Regions from separate parts of the Mus musculus genome. Here regions 2 and 3 are each linked to region 1. A link is a loop called in an ENCODE intact Hi-C map of the cell type or tissue named here. Cell type or tissue: heart. All regions are shown on one strand.

The links. Peaks named below come from ENCODE experiments on the same cell type or tissue, not always from the same donor. Only the 100,000 strongest peaks of a DNase experiment are listed, where the experiment ranks them.
Region 2: a loop joins it to region 1, with 10 times the contacts of the local background. A loop is called at or near these places in 13 of 42 quality-filtered maps.
Region 3: it touches region 1 in a loop (9-fold over the local background); 13 of 42 quality-filtered maps call a loop at or near these places.

The regions. Positions count from the first base shown.
Region 1 is chr2:77,705,025-77,713,024 of GRCm38, forward strand. The region is part of intron 3 of Zfp385b (zinc finger protein 385B); the gene reads right to left. Among named protein-coding and RNA genes, the nearest start is that of Gm35431, 56 kb to the right of the region's middle. In heart, a CTCF peak has its summit at 4,445; no DNase peak of the experiment used is centred here; H3K27me3 peaks cover 250 bases.
Region 2 is chr2:76,965,766-76,973,765 of GRCm38, forward strand. Ttn (titin) reads right to left here. Exons shown (of 313, transcript NM_011652.3): 7 at 3,856-4,186; 8 at 3,375-3,527; 9 at 2,631-2,768; 10 at 1,289-1,420; 11 at 12-149. Among named protein-coding and RNA genes, the nearest start is that of Ttn, 13 kb to the right of the region's middle. In heart, CTCF peaks have their summits at 3,360 (motif pointing left) and 5,147; a DNase peak (open chromatin) is centred at 3,376; H3K4me3 peaks cover 364 bases; H3K27ac peaks cover 636 bases.
Region 3 is chr2:77,352,303-77,360,302 of GRCm38, forward strand. No RefSeq gene overlaps it. Among named protein-coding and RNA genes, the nearest start is that of Gm35317, 32 kb to the left of the region's middle. In heart, a CTCF peak has its summit at 4,679 (motif pointing right); no DNase peak of the experiment used is centred here; H3K27ac peaks cover 724 bases.

The sequences.
Region 1 (8,000 bases):
CTTCAGGAGACCTGGCTTTAGCACCCATGCGGTGGCCTACAACCTCCTGTAACTCCAATTCCAAGATGCCCTCTTCTGGATTCCAAGGGCACCAAACATACCCATGGTGTTCATACATGCATGAAGGTATTCAAACGTACACATAAAATAAAAATCAAAGAATCAAAAACATTGGCATGTATTCAGTTTGTTTTTATAAAACATTTACTTTGTGATGCATTTCAGATACCAATATTTTTGTATTTCTGGAAGGTGACCCTCCATTTGCACCATAAATGACTGGCATGACATATCCTGCAAATCTGGATCAGTAACCCTAATCAGGCACACTAACATTTCTGTAGCAAAATATGCATATTCATATAAGACAGAATAAGTAAACATTACAATTAACCTCAGATCAGTTCAGGCCAATTTTCCCATCAGTATGAATTATGAAACTCCCTGGTTTCTGGAAGTTCTCAGGTTGCAAGATTTACAGAGTAAAGGCTTTCTGCTTAAAAGCTCAGGCTTGGAAAGTGGTACCTAAGCAGGACTTGTCTTGCATAACTAAGACTTGGGAGAGCAGTGGAGCTTGAGCAGGACAGGCACAAAAGAGAAGACCCTAGGAAGGCTGAGGTACAAAGCTGAGCAAAAAGGTGGCAGTAATACAGGGTGACAAAACTAGGACGTGGGGACCTCAGGCAAGAAGCAGCCATCCAGGATTACTGAGCAATGACAAACCCCACCCATAATATCAACCACCCACTGATTACTTGGTGTAAGGCCGGTGTGTGTGTGTGTGTGTGTGTGTGTGTGTGTGTGTGTGTCTGTGTGTGTGTCTCTGTGTGTGTGTGTGTGTGTGTGTGTGTGTCTGTGTGTGTGTGTGTCTGTGTGTGTGTGTGTCTGTGTGTGTGTGTGTCTGTGTGTCTGTGTGTGTGTGTGTCTGTGTGTGATGTCTGTGTGTTTGTGTGCAGGGTATGGGAAGGTCAAAGCAGGACACTGGGTGCTCTCTATTACTTTCAACCTTGTTGCCTTGAGGTCTCTCACTGAAGTGGAAATATGTGCCCTGTGTTAGGCTGGCTGGACAGCAAACTCTCAGGATTTGTCTGTGTCTGCCCAGTGCTGGGGTCATAGACAAGTGCATCCATGCCTAGCTTTTTACCTGGATGCTGGGAATTTGGAATTAGATCCTTCTCCTTGGAGATCAAGCACTCTTCCATTCCAAGCCATCTCTCCAGTCCCACTACATTAAAGTCCAGAAGAAATAGTAAAAGGAAGAATGCACTTTCGGAATGAGTATACAGCATTGGGTTTACACTTTTTCTAGCTCTTTTCTCATTGTACTCACACACAACGTATCTAGAATCACATCGCATGCGACACTGTTAACTTTCTATCTCATTTGCGTCTACTATGGTAGTAGTTACATGCTCTACTATGTGTAGACTTCCCAAATAATGTACTTTAAATGTTATTTTATATTTTTATGGGGGTGGGTTTTCTGGTTTTGCCTGCATGTGTATCTCTACACCATGTGTGTGCCTTGTGTCCAAGAAACCCACAAGAGGGTGTCGGATCTCTTGCAGCTGGACTGACAGATCACTGAGTGACAGATCACTGGACTGACAGATCACTGAGTGACAGATCACTGAGTGACAGATCACTGAGCGGCAGTGCTTTAGCCACTGAGCCATCTCGCCAGCGCCTTGAATAACGTATGTTCAAAAGGAAGCCTAGTTCAGACCTTTAGCACAACAACGCTTGAATTTCACTTAAGCCTTTGATCCTACAGGACACTAGCCACTGTCTTAGAACATTTCCTAACCACCTTTTGGGAAATAGGTTTGCTCTGGTGGGGAATTCCAGAGGGGAGGGGTGTGACCAGAAGTCCTCAGGGTTTGGGGGTCTACTCGTAAACCCTGGAACGTGATTGTAGAGTCAATTTATAAGGGAAGGAGAAAAACCACATGTTTCTGGTGTTTTGTGTTTTTTGTTTGTTTTTACATGAGTCCATATTCTCTCTTTAGCTACCAACGTGAAATTTAGACGGTTTGATAAAGTTATTTTAACTTGTAAAAGTACCTGGCTTTCCTGGGTGATGTGAAACACGGAATCAAATCGCAACACCCTTACCTAAAGGTCATGCTCTCCTGACACATACTTCTAACGCATGTTCACACAAGAATAGGTGAACGTCCAGCATCGGGAGGACAACAGTCTATGGGCTAACAAAGCAGGCTCATATGAGAGTGACCCCTGGAAATAAAGTGGGTCAACACACCATGAACGCTGCTATGCTCAGCCCATAAAAAATGCAACAACTAGCCCGCACAGCTCCTCCAGACTTTTCATCTTTTGAGAAGTAATGTACTTCACAGTTGGCCCAAGAACCAGCTCCCAGAAAAGACAAAGCCAAATACCAACGCCACAGCCGGCTGTGACAAGCCACAGGGATTTCTAACTGAGGCAGCCTCCTTCCCTTGATGCTGTTAGCGTATGAAAGCAGAACATCGGTGTGAAAGAGTCAAGTCAGTCAGGGTGACAATACATGGGTCCCATGGCAGAGAGTGAGCTCATTAATTTTACATCACCATTGAAACAGCTACCCAAAGCCTTTCGTTCTAGATCATTTTAAAAGTGATAACATTTATTTTTCAAGAAGGCATCTGGGCTTTAAAAATACCTTTGATGATTCAAAACACTCACCACCAAATGCTTGCTCTGATGGCCTGAGACTTGATGTTCACACAGAAAAGTGTTGCTATTTATTTTTCAAATTTTAAAAATTGATGCTTGATGCTAGACAGCCCTTATTTTTTTAGAAAATAAAATATACAGGAAAGTTCATAGCCCAAAGCACCCTACACGTTTAACTCCTTAACTGAAAATAAGGCCAAACAGTCCTTTTAATTTTTTTAACTTTTCTATTTACAATCCTGTGTGTATTCATTCTGTGGGATCCTGAAGTCATATAATTAGCACCTTTGTTTACCGTTTTAACCCCTGAACAGCTGTGGAGCTGTTTTATGATGATTTCAAGTCTACCTAACTGGTAGTTGTAAATCTGGGACATCATCCAAACTAGCAAAGGGTCTCTCAAAGGTGAAGCATCTGGGGAACTGGGGTCACAACTTCAGCCTGCATCCTATTTCCAAAGGACTCTCATTAATAAGAGCCTCAACCCCAGTAATCGCTTCAGTAGGACTCTCAATTAAATATGTCTGGGTAGACAGATACGAGCCACCAATAGCATCCTTGCTTGAATATAGTCAGGATTTTGTAAAATACTTCAAAATTAAACAGTCACCAGTATGGGTGAGACAAAGACTCAGAAAATATACAACATTCCCGATGGTGTGTGTCACCTTCTGAGTTCACATCAGTGAGAGACAGTTCCTGGTTCTCTCATTAGGATCTAGGAAAAAATGGTAAGAGAATAAGAAATGCTCATGTCTATTCTCAAAAGTCCAAGAGCAGGGGGCCTTTTCCCTCTCTAGTCCATCATGTCATGAAAACTCCTAGGCCCTGCTCAATAACAAAACTGCATGATCATTATTGTAAGAAAAAAGTCCTTTTAGGGAGAAAGTACATTAAAACTAGTTTAACTATCTGCCTCACACTAAAATGAAACTGATAACTTCTTCAATTATTTGTTATCTTTTCATCTTGGGAAAATCTAATCAGGACTGGAGACGACTCAGCAGTGAAGAACACTGGCTGCTCTTCCAAAGGACCAGGTTCCATTCCCAGCATCCACACAGCGGCTCAGAACTGTCTGTAACTCCAGCTCTGGGGGAGCTGGCATCCTCTTCTGGCCTCTATGGGCACTGGGCACACACAAGGTACAAATACATATATATATAGGCAAAACACTCATACACATAAAATAAAATAATAATAAACGAAAAAGAAAACCAACAGTACACAGTATAGAACATACCTGTAAAGACTACACTAGGGAGTTGGAGGCAGGAGGATTATCATAAGTTAGAGGCTGTCCTGGGCTATATAATGAGACTCTTGTCAGGATTCTTTTAAAAGAGAAGAAATGGGGAGGGAGGAAGGTAAAAGGCTTCACCTGGAGTCCCACGTGAGTGTGTTCTACTAGCCCTGTCTGCATCGAGCACACAAACTTAGACATTTTCAATCTCCCTGTAATATTTCTCCATAAGAGAGGTGAGAACAAATCATTTAAGCAGCCATCTTTATTCTCCCAAACTGGAGAACTAGCTTTCCTTCCACTTCCTCAACAACACACAAAAGACTCCCCTGTAGATTTCCTAGCGCATATAAGAATGCTTACAAAGTCTGTAAACGTGTTTCTGCCTCTGTGTGCATATCCACACACAACACTCATCCTTTTGTGTGGTACCTCCTTTTCCAAACTCATTAACGGAAGTTCCACCCACCTTTGGGAATAAGACAACTCCCTCACTTTGTATAGACTTTGGGCACCATCGTGTGGTCAATCTGTGTCATTGCAACTTCAAACTTGAAGTTTAAATCTCAGGTTTACATCTAATGTCTGGGAAAATGCACGTGAGGATAAATTTAGCATCTTAAGTCTACATGAGATGCAAGATGAGAAACAGAGATCTGTGCATCCCACATCCCACACATATTTTACTGGTCATAGTATCCAATACAGTGTCTCGCCCCCACAAGCTGTTCAATAGCACTTTCTAAAACGTAGACTAGGAAGAAAATAAGGGAACAGTTTGAAATAAAAACCATTCAAGAATTCTTGGGGTAAATGAAGCACATATTCTTTATTCATTCTTCAACTGAAGGACATCTAGGTTGTTTTCAATTTCTGGCCATTATGAATAAAGCTGCTATGAACACAGTAGAGCAAGTGTCTTTGTGTGGTGGTGGAGCATCTTTTAGATATATGTCCAGGAGTAGTACAGCTGGGCCTTGAGGTAGAATTATTCCCAGTTTTATTTTTTTAGCAACTTTCAAATTGATTTCCAAAGTGGTTGTATAAGTTTGCACTCCCCCCAGCAATGGAAGAGTGTTCCCCTTGCTCCATACCTTCGCCAGCCTGTGCTATCTCTTGAGTTTTTGATCTTGGCCATTCTGACAGATATAAGGAGAATCTCAGAACCATTTTGATTTGCATTTCTCTGATGACTAAAGACATTGAACATTAGGTGCTTCTTGGCCATTCGATCCTGCTGTTGAGCTCTGCACCCCATTTTGTAACTGGGTTATTTGGGTTGTTAGTATTTAACTTCTCCAGTACTTTATAAATTTTGGCTATTAGCCTCTGTCAGATGTAGGGTTAGTGAAGATATTTTCCCAATCTGTAGGAGGCCATTTGTCCAATTTATGGTGTCCTAAGCCTTGCAGAAGGGTTTCGGTTTAATGAGGTCCCATTTATTGATCCCTGACCTTAGTGCCTGAGGCACTGGTGTTCTATTTAGGAAGTTGTCTCCTGTACAGAGGAGTTCAAGACTATTCCCCATTTTCTGTTCTATTAGATTCAGTGTATCTGGTTTTACATTGAGGTTTTTGATCCATTTGGACTTGAGTTTTGTGCAGGGTGCTAAATATGGACCTATTTGCATTCTTCTACATTCAGACATCCAGTTATTTACACAAAGGAATACTACACAGCCATTAAAAACGAGGACATTATGAATTTTGTAGGCAAATGGATGGGACTAGAAAATATCATCCTGAGTGAAGTAACCCCGATCCAAAAGAACATTCACAGTATGTACTAAATTATAAGTAGATTTTAGCCATAAAATAGAGAATAGCCACGATGGAAGCAAAAGGAAGGAGGAGGGGAAGGAGGAGGAGGAAGAAGAGGAGGAGGAGGAGGAAGAGGAGGAGGAGGAGGAGGAGGAGGAGGAGGAGGAAGAAAGAAAGAAAGAAAGAAAGAAAGAAAGAAAGAAAGAAAGAAAGAAGGAAGGAAGGAAGGAAGGAAAGAAAGAAAGAAAGAAAGAAAGAAAGAAAGAAAGAAAGAAAGAAAGAAAGAAAGAAAGAAAGAAAGAAAGAGAACCCAAGGGAGGATGGCTGAATATTTCTCAAAAAGAGAAAAAAATATATATATGGGAGGTCAATGGAAGGAGAGACTGAGTATAAGGAGGGGTGGGGAGGGGAGTGGGATGGGGCCTGGAAGATCATATATAGGGGGAGCAGGGGAGAGAGAGGGGAAATCAGTGGTTGGTGGGGGAATACAATCTTTAGGGTGTGCCACAAAACTGGGAGGGCTCATAGGGTCTATGGGGGCGACTCTAAGCTGAGACTCCTAGCAGTGGAGGAATATGGATCCTGAAATGGCTACTTCCTGTAGACAGGCAAGACTTCCAGGGGAGTGATAAGGACAGCAACCTACTCACAGAACCTTCTACCCAAAATCATATCCTGCCTACAAGATGTTCATGGACAAAGATGGTGCAGAGACTGAGGGAATGGCCAACCAATGACTGCTCCAAATTGAGACCCATCCTGTGGGCAAGAACCAGTCCTTGACACTCTTAATGATACTCTGATATGCTTGCAGACAGGAACCTATATAACTGTCCTCCGAGAGGCTCCACCCAGCAGCCAGTGGAAAGAGATGCAGAGACTCACAGCCAAACATTAGATGGAGATCAGGGAGGATTATGGAAGAGTTGGGAGGACTGACAGACTTGAAGAGGACAGTGACTCCACAGGAAGACCAACAGAGGCAACTAACCTAGACCCTTGAGGGCTCCCAGGGATCGAATCACCAACCAAAAAGCAAGCATGGGCTGGACCTAGGTCCCTTGCACATATGTAGTAGAAAAGCATATTGGTCTTCATGCCCCCAACAACGGAGGAAGGGCTGTCCCTGAATCTGTTGCCTGCCTGCCTGTGGACTCTGCACCCCTAAATGGACAGCCTTGACTAGTCTCAGTGAGAGAGGAAGTGCCTAGTCTTGTAAAAACTTGATGTGCAGAGAGGAGGGGTGGTGGGGGGATGACAACCACAGTAGGGCTTCCCCTTCTCAAAAGGGAAGTGGAAGGCAGAGTGGAGGAGAGGACTTGTGTGAGGGGGTACTGGGAGGAGAGGGGGGCTGATATTGGGCTGTAGCATGAGGAAGGAAGGAAGGAAGGAAGGAAGGAAGGAAGGAAGGAAGGAAGGAAGGGAGAGAGAAAGAACAAACAGAGGGAGGAGAGAGAGAGAGAGAGAGAGAGAGAGAGAGAGAGAGAGAGAGAGAGAGAGAGAGAATACCAACCAATCAATCCTGGGGGTGCACAGACTCAAAGCTTCCCCATGTTTCACCTGGAAAACCTGCTCCATCATCCTAACCCCTGCTGCAAAGTGGGTTTTAGCACTTACCTTGTCCTGACCCCGAAGTGTCCATGTCTTAAACTCAAGCTCAGTTTAAAATTCCAAAGCTGAAGAGATGACTGTCTAGTCAAAGGAAACCCGGCGCTTGTCTGACAACCTGAAAGGGCTGCATGTGGCAGCACACTCCTGTAATCGTAGCATTGCTGACACTTGGTAAGACAGGAGGATCCCTGGAGCTTCCTGAGCAGCCCATACAGGCCAACCAGTGAGCTAGAGTTTCAGTGAATGTGCGCGCACACCTGAACGGCAAGGGCAAGGCGCCTCTTGTAGAACGTAAGCAGGGTCATTTTCCATCACCAAGTTGGGTTGCCCTGGGACTGGCTGACTCTGATGGAAGCCATCACTGCAGCCTCACTCCTCCTGACGCACTGTGTTCCTTTGCCATACTCTCTATAGAAGGCCCCAAAGCAGAGGCTGGCGGTCAGAATGAGCTTGGCTCCTGATGGCACCAATTGCCCAGACGTATACATGACACCACTGGTGGCCACCCACTCGTGAGCATGCAGAGTCTGTAAGAAAAACCTACCTGAGCCCAGCACACAGTTCTGACCCAGAGAATGGGGATTATATGAAAATCATATTTAAGGGGGGGTGTAAATCTGTTAAAGTCGCTGCCCATCTTTTCAAACTTCAACTATTTCTACCTCTCTGTTCCAAGTCCATCTCTCCCTTTCAGAGGTGCCAAACCT
Region 2 (8,000 bases), 740 kb before region 1:
GAAGTCATCACCTGTTCATGAGTGAGGTGCATTTGATCCTGTTGTATGGCAGTCTCTTCTTGAACTCCCACAGCTGCCTCTAGTTTTGTGGACTTGGCGGTGGCAACCACTACCATGGATGCAGCAATTTCCTCAGTTTCCTGTCTTATCTGACATTGTGGAGTAAAATGAAGGTTTGAGTTTAAAGGTCCCATAAGGAACAGTAAGACGGCCAGGCCATATTCAGAATGCGGAAGGCTCAGTGATGAGGTAGAAAATGTCACACCCCCTGTGTCAGAGGTCTAAGTGTGGGCTTACCACCTGCCGCTGCTTTTCTGAGCAATAAACATTGCTGCCAAACTTAATAAATTATGCCAGGACTGAAAAGGTGATCTCTTTGGGCTATGGCTGTTGTTGCTGAATGGCTGAAAACTGAGGTTGGCTGAACTCATCAGTCTGCTATGTTGCAATGGTCACAAAGATTCCTATGCTCCAATCTTGCCTGGCCTGACTCCCAGGCCACACGAAGTCCCTTTTGTCCTGAGGACAAGGTAAGGGAAACCTGGGCAGATGACTATGGTTAGCCTTTTTATAAGTACAATGTTCTCAAAAGAAAGTAGCTCTTAGATCAGACAGGAGCTCTGAGGACAGCATGGGTCAAAGAATTCAAAATAAAAGCTCCTGTCCCTTCAAGCTTGGTGACAGAGGGAAGAAAAGTAGTCTTCAGTGACATCAATCTCATATATATATATATATATACACACATTCATTGCATATACATGTGTTTATATACATATATATCATACATAGGCTATGTCTTCCTATATCCTATATGTTTACTTCAGTGTTTATCACCCAGGAATTATGGGTGCTGTCTTCTCTAATGGGCAACTGCTGCTTAGTTAAAGTGCTTGGGGCTAAGGTGTGTGCATGTGTGTCAGCAGGTGAGCATAGATAGGTATGTGTCTTACAACTGCACAATGGCTAAATGTCCCAATCTGAGTGACGGAGGACTCAGGTTACATGTGCAAAACTGATGTGCTAGTGGCTAGTGGCAGAAGTGCGGTGCACCTTCTGTTTATGTCTGATCTGAAGTTCTAGGATAACCTCCAAAACTGTTCGAGCACAGTTTACGTGCACTGCTCACGTGGACACAGAACAGTGAACACAAAAGAGTTCTAACCCTGGACACTGGTCAACAGTAGGAGGAAGAGACACGAAAGAGAGTCTGGTCTGAAGCTCTGGGTATAATGTACACACAGCTGATGACTGGAAATGAGCCATTTGTAAGGATCAAAGCCAGACTTACTGTTTCTTGAGTTATTCGCTTTTGCTCTTGTTTTGTAGTAATTTCTCCCGTGATTCTAGTTTCTTGCTCTTTGGCTTTGGTTGCGGAGATCACTACCTTTGGTACAAATGCTTTTTCAGTTTCTTTTCTTATCTGCAATCAATGAATAAAAACAGGACCTTATTGTTTCCAAATCTACAATGGGGCTAACCCAGCATCAGATCCAACAAAGTAGGAAATCGAGAGAGTGAACCTCCCTTTCTGATATCGTTAATTAAATCTTCACATCTTAATTAATACGAGCACATTTGTTTGCTCTCTGAACCATGCATTAGTCTCTTTAGGGGAAATGGAATGTCGGACTCAGGACTGCTTGTTTTACAGACAGTGGCTACCTACCTTAGCAAGATTTGTGCCTTCTATAGGTGGTCATATGGTAATTTAATTAGGTGCTAATTCTATCAGCCAAAAGTAATCTTACACCTCAGAATATTACTACGGAAGTCTCAAGGAGTAATTTTGCCTGGCTCCTTACTTTAATGTGAAAATCCAAGCATAATTTACAGTCTGCCTTCCTACTCTATTTTGTCTTTTTTTTTTTTAAACATACAATAATGGTTTTGAATATCAAGGCTTGTCTAAAATGGAGACACAATTTTGGTTACTATCTTGGTCAATGTATTGCTCCAATCCTGAGCCATGGAAGGATGTTTCACTTCCATTTGATGTCTAAAGAGTAAGTCCTTCCCATCCTTGGGTATCTTATCACTGAACCTCAGGACCACAGGGCAGAAAGGGACTTGAAAATTAATTTTCTCAAATTATCCTATAATCAACTGTCTCCCCTGACCAACAGTTCTACCAACAGGCCTTCTCCCATCTGTCCACAAGTGCTTTTTAGTCCAACCTCTCACTATTCAACCTACTACATGTAGGTATGTATGTCATACATCCTATATGAAACCCATGTGCTAATGTCCAAGGGGTCAGGAAGCGGCACCAAGCTTTTAATGTAGCATATTCTGTTTTCCCTTACATTCTTGCCTGTTTCATCCACAACACCTGCATCATCTTTCCGTTCTCACTCTGCCTGTTCCCTATCCATAGCCACACATTTAACCTATAATCAGTGTAAATGATTTACACTATATATATATGTTAGATGAGATGAATCCTCATTTTATTTCCAGTAGGAATACTTAGTGACTCTAAGGGGCACTGGTGTCAAGTGCTCAGGAATAGACATACATGAGAGGAGGATGCTATTTGTGTGAAACTAGACACGTGGCCCTAGAATTAACCTGCTTCACAGTAAAAGGTCATCTTAGGTGTTGGCACATTTGCAAATCAAAGTTCACCCCACCTGCTCATGAGATATGTGAGTCTGCTCTTGCGTTGTCACCATCACTTCTCTGGTTCGTGATTTTAGTTCCTGTTCCTTGGCTTTATCGGCAGCAACTACAACCTTGGTTACTGCGGTCTTCTCCGCCTCTTTTCTCGCCTGATTTTCATTGACAAAAGAAAGGAGCCATTTCAGTCCACACCACTTGGAAGTGTACGCTGCTACATCAGGACCAAGCGGTAACAATCAACCCACAGGACAGGGAGGAGAGTGAGAGAGCTTTTAGACTAACAGAGCCTGTTTACACATGAGGTGGCCTTGCATTTATATTGCTTTGCAGCCGAGAATCAAAATGTCACATTTGTTTTGAGGAAAGTAAAAGCCGTGGTCCTTCCGGGAACTTAGAGAAATCTAATGCCAACCCTTGAAAATGTAGCTTCCACAACTAGCTATGGAAATCTGCACTCAGATTTGACCTGCCTTTTGTTTCATGTCTGCCAGGCTCCCACAGTCCCTGGATGCCTTGAAAACAGTAGTTAACTTTTGCTCGCCTCACACAGCCCAGGTATTTCTTCTGACCCGGTCTGCTCCTGTGATATTTACAGCTTAAACACATTTGATATTTCTAGCTTCCTCGGGAAGCTTTTAAAGCCTGGGCCACTGCCTTCAGCACTGTGTGGTTCAGCAGGGGATTTGTATGTCCAATTACTAAGAGCAGAGTTGAGCCGGGGCCGTTCTAGCACCCCCTGGTGGCTTTGTGCTTACCTGTTCTTGAGCAGGTTGTATATGCACAGCAGTCGTGGTTGTCCTCTGAGCAGTTTGCTCTACAGCACTGATGGCTGGTTCTCTCACTCTGGCCATATCAACAGCAGCAACGACAGTCGCAACAGCTGCACTCTTGTCTGTCTCTTGTTTCACCTGTATCAACAAGTACAATGCTTTCTAAAACAACACCCATGGTAGAAAAGTTACAAACCCTTAATGACCAGGAAGAGCAAAATATATGCATATGTAATTTACCTATCATTGCCCAGAAAGACAAGGCCAGCACCATTAAAATTCATACATTATGCCAGCCTCACAGATTAGTCTTTGACTCAAAAAAGATGCTTTGATAAAGGACAACCATATTGATTGTAGTTTTAGGCTCCTATGCATTTCCTCTCTAACCTGTGCAGTCCATGCCTGAAACTGGATCAGAGGAACCAGAAGATGAAATGGAGAAAGGAAAGGGTTCTGACGGTACCTCCTTAGTCCCAGTGGTGATGGCTCCTGCCGTGAATGACGAGCTGACCGACGCACTGGCCGCAGCAGCCGCGGCTCCACTGATGGTCACTTGCTCCTGGACCCCGTATCTCCCTTCCCACCTCTCTTCTCTTCTGATCTGGGTAGAGCTTGTCATTGTCGTCTCTCTCATCTCAGCCTCAGTCGAGGAGGCCACGTAGCCCTCTTGCTTCCAAGGGGGAGGCACCTCGGGGCCTGTGGCCATGGTGGTGGTCTGAGTCTTGCGAATGAGCAGTGGCGACTTCACGGATCTGATCGGGGAAGTGGAGATCCTCCCCGCTGGAGACACGGACCTGGAAACCCAGCGGCAGAGGTCAGAGCGTGGGGCAAGGCACCCCAGCAGGTGTGGTGCGGATTAGATGGTGGAATGGAAATTTGGCAGCACTTTAAGGTGCGGCGTTAAAATGTGAGTTTCCATAACCTATCTCGAGGGTACATCACGAACCTGAAGCCAATTTGTTTTAAATATCAATAAGCCCCACATTTACTTAATTCTAAGTAAGCTAAAGATCTGTGTGCCCCATCTCATTTTCAGGCATGGTGGGGGGGAGGAGAGACAGTAAAAGTAACTCCCTTAAAACATCGCCACAGAAAGGACAGTGTGTTCCCAGCTTCAGTTGGGCATGAGAGACTATTTTGTGGGTGTTACATGGTTTTAGTAACCGAATGCTTGTGCCATTCTCGACTAAAAATAACCCACACGTCCCCCTCCTTTTGTCCTCCCCACCCTCCCCCTTGTCCCCTTTCCCCTTATCTCTCCACAGTCGAAACCACTTCTGTATCTTGTGAATTTCCAGGTCAGGTGGAAGCTTTCTTGCTGAGCTTTGCAGAATTGTTTTGGGAACTGGCTGAGCTCTGCAGCAGGGGACTGCTGTTCTAGCCCAAAGTGCTTGTGGTTAACTCTTTTTAATTCCTCTGAGTTTATTTCTAACCTCACCGTCCCCTTATTGCACTGGGAACGTCCTTTACATAATATTAGGACTATCTGGCAAATCAGCTACTCTGAAGCCTTTTCATTACATTGATAAAGTATCTTCTTCCAAAATAGTTTTCACTGGTTGCCTTGTGTGTGTGTGTATGCAAAATGCAAATAGGAGCTATCAAAGGCTGTGGGCACTGAACGCTGACAATGGTAGCCCAAAAGCTAGATTGTTATCGTTAGCAATCATACTAAGTACAGATCAGCTATCTGAACATAATAGGTTTTTCAAGATTAATTTTCAATTAATTTGTTTTTCCCTATTTTACCTCTTGGTGGCAGTGTTGCTTTACAAATTCTTCACACGGGGCCATGTTTATCAGTGTATTCCGGCACTTGCTTAGGGTATTTAGTTTACATCAATCATAAATAAAACAATTCTCCCAATTAAGCTGAAGGTCCAGTAATATCTTCTTTAAAATACAGAATAATTTTGCAGAATATTACATCAGCCTATTTCATCAAGAAACATTTAATCATTTTCTTGTGAAAGGCCGTGTGGGGAAAAAAACCCAATTTACATTTTAGGAAAGAAATTGTAATCAAAGCTGAAGGGTGGGCTAACAAATATGGCTCTACCGTAAAAAGAAATTGTCTTGGAAATAAAACAAAGACCAGGTTAGAATGGTGTGGAGTCCACGTCAATGGAAGAAAGGCAGAGAGGCAGAGCTTCCTAGTTTGGACTTGCTTTGTTCTTGCTGTTCCTTACTAAGTGGGTTTAATTAAGAAAGAGCTTGCGACATGATTAGCATTATGTGAGTGATTAACAGCGGGCTTCAGGTAAGCCCATAACTGTGAAAATCAATGTAATTTGAGCCATTACCAGAAAGTGCTTATTTTTGCACTTACAATAAAAAAAAATAATCACTCGGTCACAGCTAGCGACAATGCGCCTCGTCCAGTGAAATATGCTTGCTTTATCTACAACAAGAATCAAAATTAAGCCGTGGAACATTTTAGGAAGGAGTCGATCCGGGAAAACCATTATTTTCTTCACAAGCTGGCATTTATATTTTGTAATTATTTTAAAGCAAAATTTGCAGACTAAGTCACCGAATCCCTACTAATAGACTCCCAGAAGGCTAAGATGTCTACTGTGCTCCTTGGCGGTCAGGAAATGTCTGTAATTCTAAATGACCCTCGCATTGAGTATGAGATACAAGAAAGCTGTTACCTCCCAGCGATTACATTTGGCCTGTGTTGTGAGTGATTTCATGGTATACAAACCAGTACACAGCCCGAAAGTAAACACATTAAAAAAAAATGATAGGTATCTTTTTAAAACTGAGCTTTGGTTAAGATTTTGTGTTAGTTCTGGCCAAATTATCTTCAATTATTTTTAAGTGACCAAAACAAAAAATTAGAAGACACTTAGCATGTTATGGTACGTTTTTGAGCATTCACATCATTCCCCACATTTTAAAATTTGTACTGCATGATTCTTTGTTCCATCAGAAATTAGTTGGTGGACTCCTAAATACATCTGGTAGTCGGCATTGTCCCTATTTTCTGTTCTTTGTTACAAGTCCCTCCTATGTCGCCCTCCAGTACTGCCTGTGTGTAGATGGCTTACAAGGTCTTGTTCAGTTAACCCTGCAGCCTGGCCAGCCTGCAGCCTGTTTCTGGTCTGGCATTGTTCACATTGTAGCTAGTTGATGTTCTCTGTGAGAAGGCAGCAACAATGACTCGTCTTCAGAAAGGAGCATGGCTTTTTTTTTTCTCCCTCACATAAATGTACTATTCAGTCAGACAATGACCTTGCTTTTTGCCATAGAGGTGTCTGAATTTTCGTTGGGGATCTGCAAGCCTATTTTTAAAAGCTCTCCCCTATAAACATTTCCTCTAACTTTTTCGTTTTTAGCAAGTGCTTAATTCATTTATTTGTGTGCACGTGTGTCTGTGTGTGTCTCCGTGAGTGTGTGTGTGTGTGTGTGTGTGTGTGTGCGCGCGCGCGCAGGTATGTAGAGGTTAGGGAGTCAGTTCTTTCTGTCCACCAGTGAGGTGCCAAGGATTGACCGCAGCTTGGTGGTGAGCGCCACTGCCCACCAAAACATCTTGCTGGCCTCCCTTTAGTTTTTTAACCTTAATCAAGATACCACTTACTCTGTAAATCGTGAGGCTGAGCCTGGCTTTGCCTTCTTCCTTACAGACACCTAATTAGGCCAGTCTTATTTGTGAAGTAAAATACCCTTCCCCTTGATTAAAAAACAAATCCCCTATACACTGAAATCTACTCCTGTGCTCTCTAGTCTATCTGTGTCCTTAATGTGCTGGTCTGCTGCTCTCCATTTTACACAGTTGGGCATCAATACGGATCCTCACATACCCAGGTGAGCAATATTCCACTAGGCTATACCTTAGACCCATCATATCATTTTGATTACAGTGACTTTACAGTGAATTTGGATTTTTTTTTTTTAGGCCAACTATCTCATTATGGCACTTTAGTTTTCATAGCAAGAGGACTTGATCTATATCATCTTAATTCATTTGAGTTGATTAAAATACATTGTGCATGGGGGGGTGTGCTCAGATTTCGTAGAGTTTTTTTAGCTCATTATATTAAAAGCCTCATTATAGACTAAATCTCAAAGTTTCAGTTGCCATGGGTAATTCCTATTTGATTGTATAATTTCTGAGCACTGATGATATAGGCTCACCTCAGAAAATACCTACATTTTAGCTAAGAGGAGAAATCCACTTCACATTTTTAGATAAAATAACATAAACATGTGGAAAATATTTAGAATGTTTTCTTACTATTTGAGAGTACGAGCATCTTGGATAATGATTTCCTATTTCCTAGGGATAGCTTCAACTGATGAGAGCTCATTGATTCCTTCCAAAACACTTCAAGTCAGTCTGGCTGGCATTCCTTTTATTTTATGGAGGACACACTAAGACCATGGGAAAGCCCCCTACCTCCTTTAGCTCTGGTTTCTTGCCAAGAATATTGTGGAATGACTTTTTTTTTCAGGGGTCGAGAATATTTAATGAAATAACAAACACATGGGAGCTTAACACAGAGGCTATAGACCATGTATCATAGTGATTGTTATATTATTAAAATGAGTGCCGCAGGTCAAACTAGAAGCAAGTAGTCTGGATATTAGACTTCAGGGAGATTT
Region 3 (8,000 bases), 350 kb before region 1:
CTAAGATATAACACCGATGACAGGACAGAGTAATAATCCTTCCCAAGTCCACCTTGGAGAACAATGGGGTTTATCTGGCTTGCTTTCTGAGCATGGAAGGGGTTATTTATAGACATGTGGGTGACCCTCAGACAGCTGTGCTATGGAAAATTCTCACTCCAGCATGGATGACGACTTTCCCATAGCCATGGACATGAAATTCCTCACCAGTTAACCCTCTGTTTACTGTATAGTCAACCATTTCTTGAAACCATGTGTAGCTGGGGCAGAAATACAGATAGCTAGAGGGGACGTGCCGAGCGTATCTGAGATAAGAGGGGAGCGTCTGATGACCCCCCTTTACCCCCTCTTTCTATGAGTAGACGTCTAATGTCTGATAATAAGATCTCTTTCAGGCAGTCACAGCTGCACTGGAGAAGATGGCACCAGCCTTTATGCTCAGAGGGCATCTTTCCACAGTACAGATAGACATCCTAGGTCTACATTGCCTGTGGACAACCTACTGCCCAACGGAGCCATGGCTGGCCTTGTTGCTGGACTTGGAAATCCTCAACTATGAGGCAGAGACCATGTTTTGCTCCCCTTTGATGTCCCAGAGGAAATCAAATTCCTTTTGCAAAAATGCAAAGATTGTTGACTGTCTTAGTCAGGGTTTCTATTCCTGCACAAACATCATAACCAAGGAACAAGTTGGTGAGGAAAGAGTTTAATTTGGCTTACACTTCCATACTGCTGTTCATCACCAAGGAAGTCAGGACTGGAACTCAAGCAGGTCAGAAAGCAGGAGTTGATGCAGAGGCCATGGAGGGATGTTCTTTACTGACTTGCTCAGTCTGCTCTCTTATAGAACCAAGCCCAGAGATGGTCCCACCCACAAGGGGCCTTTCCCCCTTGATCACTAATTGAGAAAATGCCTTACAGTTGGATCTCACGGAGGCATTTCCTCAACTGAAGCTCCTTTCTCTGTGATAACTCCAGCTGTGTCAAGTTGACACAAAACTAGCCAGCACAGTTGACCATACCACAGTGGAGAAAAATGAAGGGAATCTATGTTTAGCTCCTTTAGAGACGTTTTAGACAGGGAATCATCTCCTACCCTGTTGGGAGTATCTTTTTCTATCATTTATATCACATAAAAGGTTGGGAATATTTTTGTTGTTTTAACGGTTGACCTGAAAATTCATCCTGGATTAAGGTTAGTTTTTATTCAGAAGAATAACTTAATCCATGGTTGAATAAAAAAGTGAGAATGTGGGCTGGAGAGGTGGCTCAGCGGGTAAGAGCACTGACTGCTCTTCCGAAGGTCCTGAGTTCAATTCCCAGCAACCACATGGTGGCACACAACCACCCATGATGAGATCTGATGCCATCTTCTGGTGCATCTGAAGACAGCTACAGTGTAGTTACATATAATAATAAATAAATCTAAAAAAAAAGTGAGAATGTAAGGGACAGCAGTTGTCGGCTGTTACACTCAGAAGAGTCTTGTCTTGGGTCTTCAAAGGAACGCTCAGTGAAATAGATGGAGGTGAGCCACCTGTGTATCTATTAATACATACATAATTAAATGAATGTGGCCCATACAGAAGTGAACGATTATTTGGCCTTAAATGGAAGGACATATACACACAACAACACTGATGACCTTCAAGGCATCATGTGTTAAGGAACAAGAGTATTGTTTGAATCTGTTCCTATAAAGTTCCTAAAGTAGCCCAAGTCATAGTACTAGAAGGTAGAGCTATGTTTTCCCAGTGATGGTGCAGGAGGAGAGATGAGTTAGTGTTTAAAGCATACAGAATGTCATTTGGTAAAGATGAAAAACCCCTGAATAGAGATAGTGGTGATGGCTGTACAACAGTGAATGTTAGCTTTGTGGTTATTGTAAATCCTGCCACTATGCACATGGAGGCACGGTGTGTTTCTGAGCCCATATAAGCTACTTTCGTGTCACTGTGATAGGATTCCCTGACAAGAAGCAACTGTTAGGGGTGAAGGTTTGTTTTGGCTTATTGTTCCAGATAGAATAAAGTCCACCATGTGGGGAAGGTGTGGAGGATGGAGCATGAGGTAGAGAGAGAGAGAGAGAGAGAGAGAGAGAGAGAATGAGAAAGAGAGAGAGAGAGAGAAGCTATCAACCTCAAAGACGACCCTCGGTATCATACTCTCTCGGCAAGGTAAGGTTCCATAAGCTCCCCATAAGTCATTATCAGTTGGGGACTCCATGTTCAAACACGTGACCCTATGTGGGACATTTCACATTCAAACTAAAAGTCCCCACTTTCAGTTTTGGGGGCTATGAGCTTGTTAGATTACTGGATCATGTTGTAATTATTACTGGATCATACTGTAGCATTTTTTATGAAATGCCAAATAGTGTTATTTTGGTACACACACACACACACACACACACACACACACACACTTGCTCAGTTTTGCTAGTTGTTTCTGTAAGACAAAATTCCAAAGCATAGAAGTAGAATTGGCTATTCAAAAACATTTGATGTCTATTGCAAGTTTTACCTTAAGTCTCACTGTATTAATCTACATTCCTATTTATAGTACTTTATAGCACTGAAGGCCCTTGTTTCAAGGTGTGTTAGCAAATTTTGCATGATGAATTCTTGGCTTTGGCAGTTTGGGTTTGGGTTGCACCAACTGGGAGCCCTCTCATCATTTATGGCCATTTGTAATTATTCTCCGGTGGCTTTCCTGTCTTTATCTTTTGTCACTTCCCCACTGTGATATCTTTTTTCCTAATGGCTTGGTCTGTGCAAATTACAAAAACTATCACTTTGTCTTTGGTGATTTTTTTCTCCTTCCTTCCTTCCTTCCTTCCTTCCTTCCTTCCTTCCTTCCTTCCTCTCTCTCTCTCTCTCTCTCTCTCTCTCTCTCTCTCTCTCTCTCCCTCCCCCTCCTTCTCTCTCTTTCTTTCTTTCTTTCTTTCTTTCTTTCTTTCTTTCTTTCATTTTTTTAAAACTAGTGTCTTCTGACCATACTCAGGAGTGTTTTTAAAAGTAACTTCAAAAGTCAATTTGTATTGTAATATAAATGTATTATAAATATAATCATTTATTTATTTATTAGTAAATTATTTTACTATAATAAACTATAATAAAATTAAATTGAAATTATTTAATTATAAATATAAATTGTAATATAAATGTATTCTATTATTTTTACTATGTTTTTATATTATGTTCTTTTTTTTTTTTTTTTTTAATTTTTTTTTTTTTTTTTTTTGGTTTTTCGAGACAGGGTTTCTCTGTATAGCCCTGGCTGTCCTGGAACTCACTTTGTAGACCAGGCTGGCCTCGAACTCAGAAATCCGCCTGCCTCTGCCTCCCAAGTGCTGGGATTAAAGGCGTGCGCCACCACGCCCAGCTTATATTATGTTCTTAAATACTCCTTTCATTTTGTTATTTATTAATAAACCCACTTTTATTTGTTTTCAGTGCTTTAATTTGTGATCGACACACCCACTGAATCTCCATGTTGGTATGAGGAGAGAAGTTGGACGCTGGGTCTTTTCGTCAAAAATCGGTTGTCTGTCTCTTCCCTCACTGATCTAAGTTGCAAAGATGAGTCAAATTAAAGCACCACGCTCCTCTTTATTTGCTTTCTGTTCCTGCCTCTCATCTGCTGATTTCATAACATAGTATTTTATTGTGGCTTCATAACCCCATTAAAACATATTAAACATAGCCTTTCCCTCCACGACCTTTACTAATATTTTGGTTGTTTGCGGCTATTTTTGCTCATATATTCTTGCAGATGAACTTCAAGAACAATTGCTAAAGTTTATTAAACTCTACTGGGGTGCTATTGAATTTACAGATTAATCTGGAGAAATTGACATCTTTAAAATACCGAGTCTTTTTCATCTGGGAACAAAGCACTTTACAAATCTATTTATCTAAGTCATTTTAATTAAGAGTTACCTCTTGATTGCTCTCAGGTGAAGACAAGTTCCAATTTCGAGTTTTTGTAAGAGCCTCCTGTTCTGCTTAATTATCTGCTTTGTTTTTTTCTCGACTGTTTTCCTCACCCTCATCCACGGAGTATAACGCTCATTAGCATTGGGACGCAAACGCGCTAGAAGAAAAACATTTCACTGAACTTCTGCATGGAGGAAGGGAGGATGAGATCCCGATCGTCAGCCATACCCATCTGGGATGGATGGGAAGGAATAAGTGCATGGAAGGAGGGACAAAGGGAGACATAGGAGGCCTGCGGAATCAAGTGTACCAGACCCTGTTTCCTAAAGAACCGGAAATCCCATGATTGACTTATTCATTTGAAATGTTGTTGATTCCTAGAAAGTGAGAAGCAGCCAGGCCTAAGCATGAACAAAATGAGTCCCTGTCCTCAAATATAAATGATATTCTTGGGATGGCAGAGTTAATGATAATATTTCAAACTGGAAGGAAGAACTATATTTAAAAATTTAACAGCCAATAAGCTTTGGGTAAATAAAGCATAAAGAAAATAGGGGATCTCTTAAGAGACGATTGTAACTATTTATCAGCACCCTGATGACGTCATACAAATGATGCTGTCCTCTGTAGCTCCTACAAGATGGATAAACTGCTTTTAAATTGCATTAAATTGACAATAAAAGGCCAAAGAATGAAATAAACGCGTTTTAAAAAAAGAACGTCCCAGTGGCCACTAGAGGGAACAATAAGCAGCATTTCTTCCAGACATTTGAGCAGAAGAATATTGCAGAGAAATGGGAGGCAATTGGAGGCAGAGCACTTGAAGCCACCTCAATCACTTTTCTGGGAGAGCAATGGCTTTTAGAAGCGGTCATCGTGTCTGACATCTAACCCCGGCGAGGCATCAAGAGCCTTTCGAGGGGAATGTGTGTCTTGGTGGAAGTAAAGTGAATCTATCAATGAATACAGAAGTGTTTCTAAGGAGTTCATTAGGAAAGCTAAGCCTTGATTCATATGCAGAAGTGTGCCGCCATCTCATTCATTAAGCCTGTTGATTAAAACCTCTTCAAAGATATCCCACCACCACCACCTTCAAAAACAGAAATGAAGGCATAGGCTTATTTTTTTTAATTTATTTATTTACATTCTACTCTTTTCCCCCCTCTCCCTGGTCTCCTCTCCCACAGTTCCTCATCCCATTCCTCCTCCCCCTTGCCTCCCAGAGGGTGCTCCCCTCCACCAGGCCTCCTCCTTCCCTGGGGCCTCAAGTATCTCTAGGATTGAGCACCTCTTTTCCCACTGAGGCCTGGCTAGGCAGACCTCTGCAGTGTTTGTGCCAGAGGCCTTGGATCAGCCAGTGTATGCTGGATGGTGGCTCAGTCTCTGGGAGCTCCCTGGGATCTGGTTAAGTTGCGACTGCTGGTGTCCTCTTCTTCAATCCGTCCCCTAATTCAACGGTGGGGTCCCCGACTTTGGTCCAATGGTTGGATGTAAGTATCTGCCTCTGTCTCAGTCAGCTGCTTGTAGGGTCTCTCAGAGGACAGCCATGCCAGGCTCCTGTCTGTAAGCACAACATAACATCAATAACAGGTTTTTTTACAACCTCAGGAATCAACGTTCTGAGCCAGCAGTGCTTCCAGGGAGAGCACATGCAGGGCCTGCCTCCCTCGCTGCTGAGATCGCAGGACAGTAGTTCAGAGCACTTGACAAGAAGCACTGTCTTCAGGAGGGTCTAAGAGGAGTAGGTGTTGTGTGGTCCTTTTCTTTTTTTAGGTTGGGCCATCCAATGCTCACCTGAAGTATTTCATGTGGAAAAATTGTCTTTTATACAAGATTCCACCTATTACCCATTATAAATACCTCCATCCTTTACATCTTAATTATTATTCTACATTCCAAACTCACTATGCTTTTAAAAGAGAAACACACACACACACACACACACACACACACACACACACACACACACAAAACCTTTGAAACATTGGTGATCTCAATTACAAGAGGAAATAAAACAAGCTTATCTCATTAGAAAAGGAAACTCCAGAAATCAGCCTTGCCTAATACTGCACAACGCTTTACAACTGACTGATTATTTTTCCATCTGGTCATGGAGGTCACTGCATCCGAGTAAGGACGTAGAAACTCACATCAGTGCAAGACCTCATGGGAATCGCCCTGGTTGGTAAAGGGAAGGCCTGGAAGACCGGATCCTAAGACCTTCATCATCCAGACCTGTGGGTACTTTGTTGTTCTTCGTGTTGTTGTTGTTTGTGGATCATCTACAACTGAGATAAGCCAGTGTAGGAATCCTAAGGGCATACCTCTCTAGAAAAACTTCAGGTTTAACACGAGGAGGGTTTTTCCGATTGGCTGTGAGTGCGCCTGTGTGCCGTCACGTGTCATTTTGGTTTCTCAATTACTTACTTTCCCAGGTCCAGTTTATAATGTAGACATAGCACCCAGCTAATACCTTGCAAAGAGATAATTCTGTGTCTTCAGCAGTTGAATGCCCTTGGTTTTCATTATATCATCATCCTGCTTTGATTTATTGATTTTGTAGAAAACATTCTCGAAGCCCGCAGAGCTGCCGAGTGTGTGCTCAAATCCTTTCAGCTTTTGATAAAGGCATTTGAATAATATACGCTGTTTATCCATGTTGCTACTCCGTAATAATAATCTGCCTGAAGTAGATACTGTGTTCCTCAGCTTTGTGTCACTGTGACAAATTATTCCAGTGGTATCACCTCAGAGGAAGGAAAGGTTTATCTTGGTCCACAATTTCAGAGGTTCCAGGCTGTGTTTGCATGGCTCTATTGCTCTAGGCTCCAAGCAAGGTAGAATAGCATGACAGGCAAGGTAAGATGGAACAAAGATGTGTACTTTATTATGGTCAGGACGTGAAGAGAAGAGGAAGGATAGGGGAGGAGAGTAAAGGAAGAAGAGAGGGAACAGGAACCAAACATATCTTCCAATGTGTGTTTCCAGTGACCCACTTCCTCCAACCGGGCTTCATTTCCTACAGTCCTCATTGCCTCTCAGTCCTTATGTATGGATCTATTGTGGCTCCATTGTTCAATGACTTTAGAGTCTTCACTATCCAATTGTATTCCTTACTCTTCACCTCTGAATTTTGCAACCTTGGGGACTGAGCCTTCAACATATGTGCCTTCAGGGGGATAGTTTCTATTTTTAATGTTTTAAGTATCAGCAAGAAGGAGGTTGTATGAAAATGGGATAATGTTTTCTGTACACGACACATCATTACCCAAATATAGAAAGCTGTTATTGATGAGAGTCTTTTCTGACACTCCCTAATTTACATACAAACTAGATTACTTCTGAACGCATTTTCACGACATTATTGATCATCTCATTTGAATGGTACAGTGAAGTTTTCCTAGAATTAATAATTTTTTATTCAAGATATTTAATATATCTTTAGGCCTGCCATCTCTATCACATACCCATGTTTATAAAATCAAACTGGATTAAAATCATTTTCCTAATATATTCAACTGTTTAATTTTAAATACTTAATTTTAAAAAACGTAATCCATTTGAAATTGTCATAGCCATCACAATTGATGTGTGTACCTTGTCTTGAGACACACTGATTGAGTAGAGACAGTTCCCACCTAGGAAGTGTCATGCTTGATATTGATGGTTGATATGCACAGGCTCTAGAAAAATCTCGGAGACAAAGCTCTTGCATGTCTGTGAGGAGTTTTCTAACTAGGGAAACTGAGGTAGGAAGACCCACTCTAAACATGGGCTGTGTCCCAGCACTGAGAGAAAATGATAAAAGAAGCTGAGCACCAGCATCCATCTCTGCCTCTTCCTCTGCTCCCCCTCCTCCTCTCCCTCCTCCCTCTTGATTGTGAAAACATTGTGACAGTTGCCTCCTGGCATACTATGCCTTCAAACTGTAGAGCAGATAAACACATTTTTCTTGATGTACCTGAATCAGGTATCGTGTCACAGCAACGAGAAAGCATCCTGTACAACGACTTACTATGCAAATACTGCCACTTCATAACTTTGATTATTTGTAAATCTGAG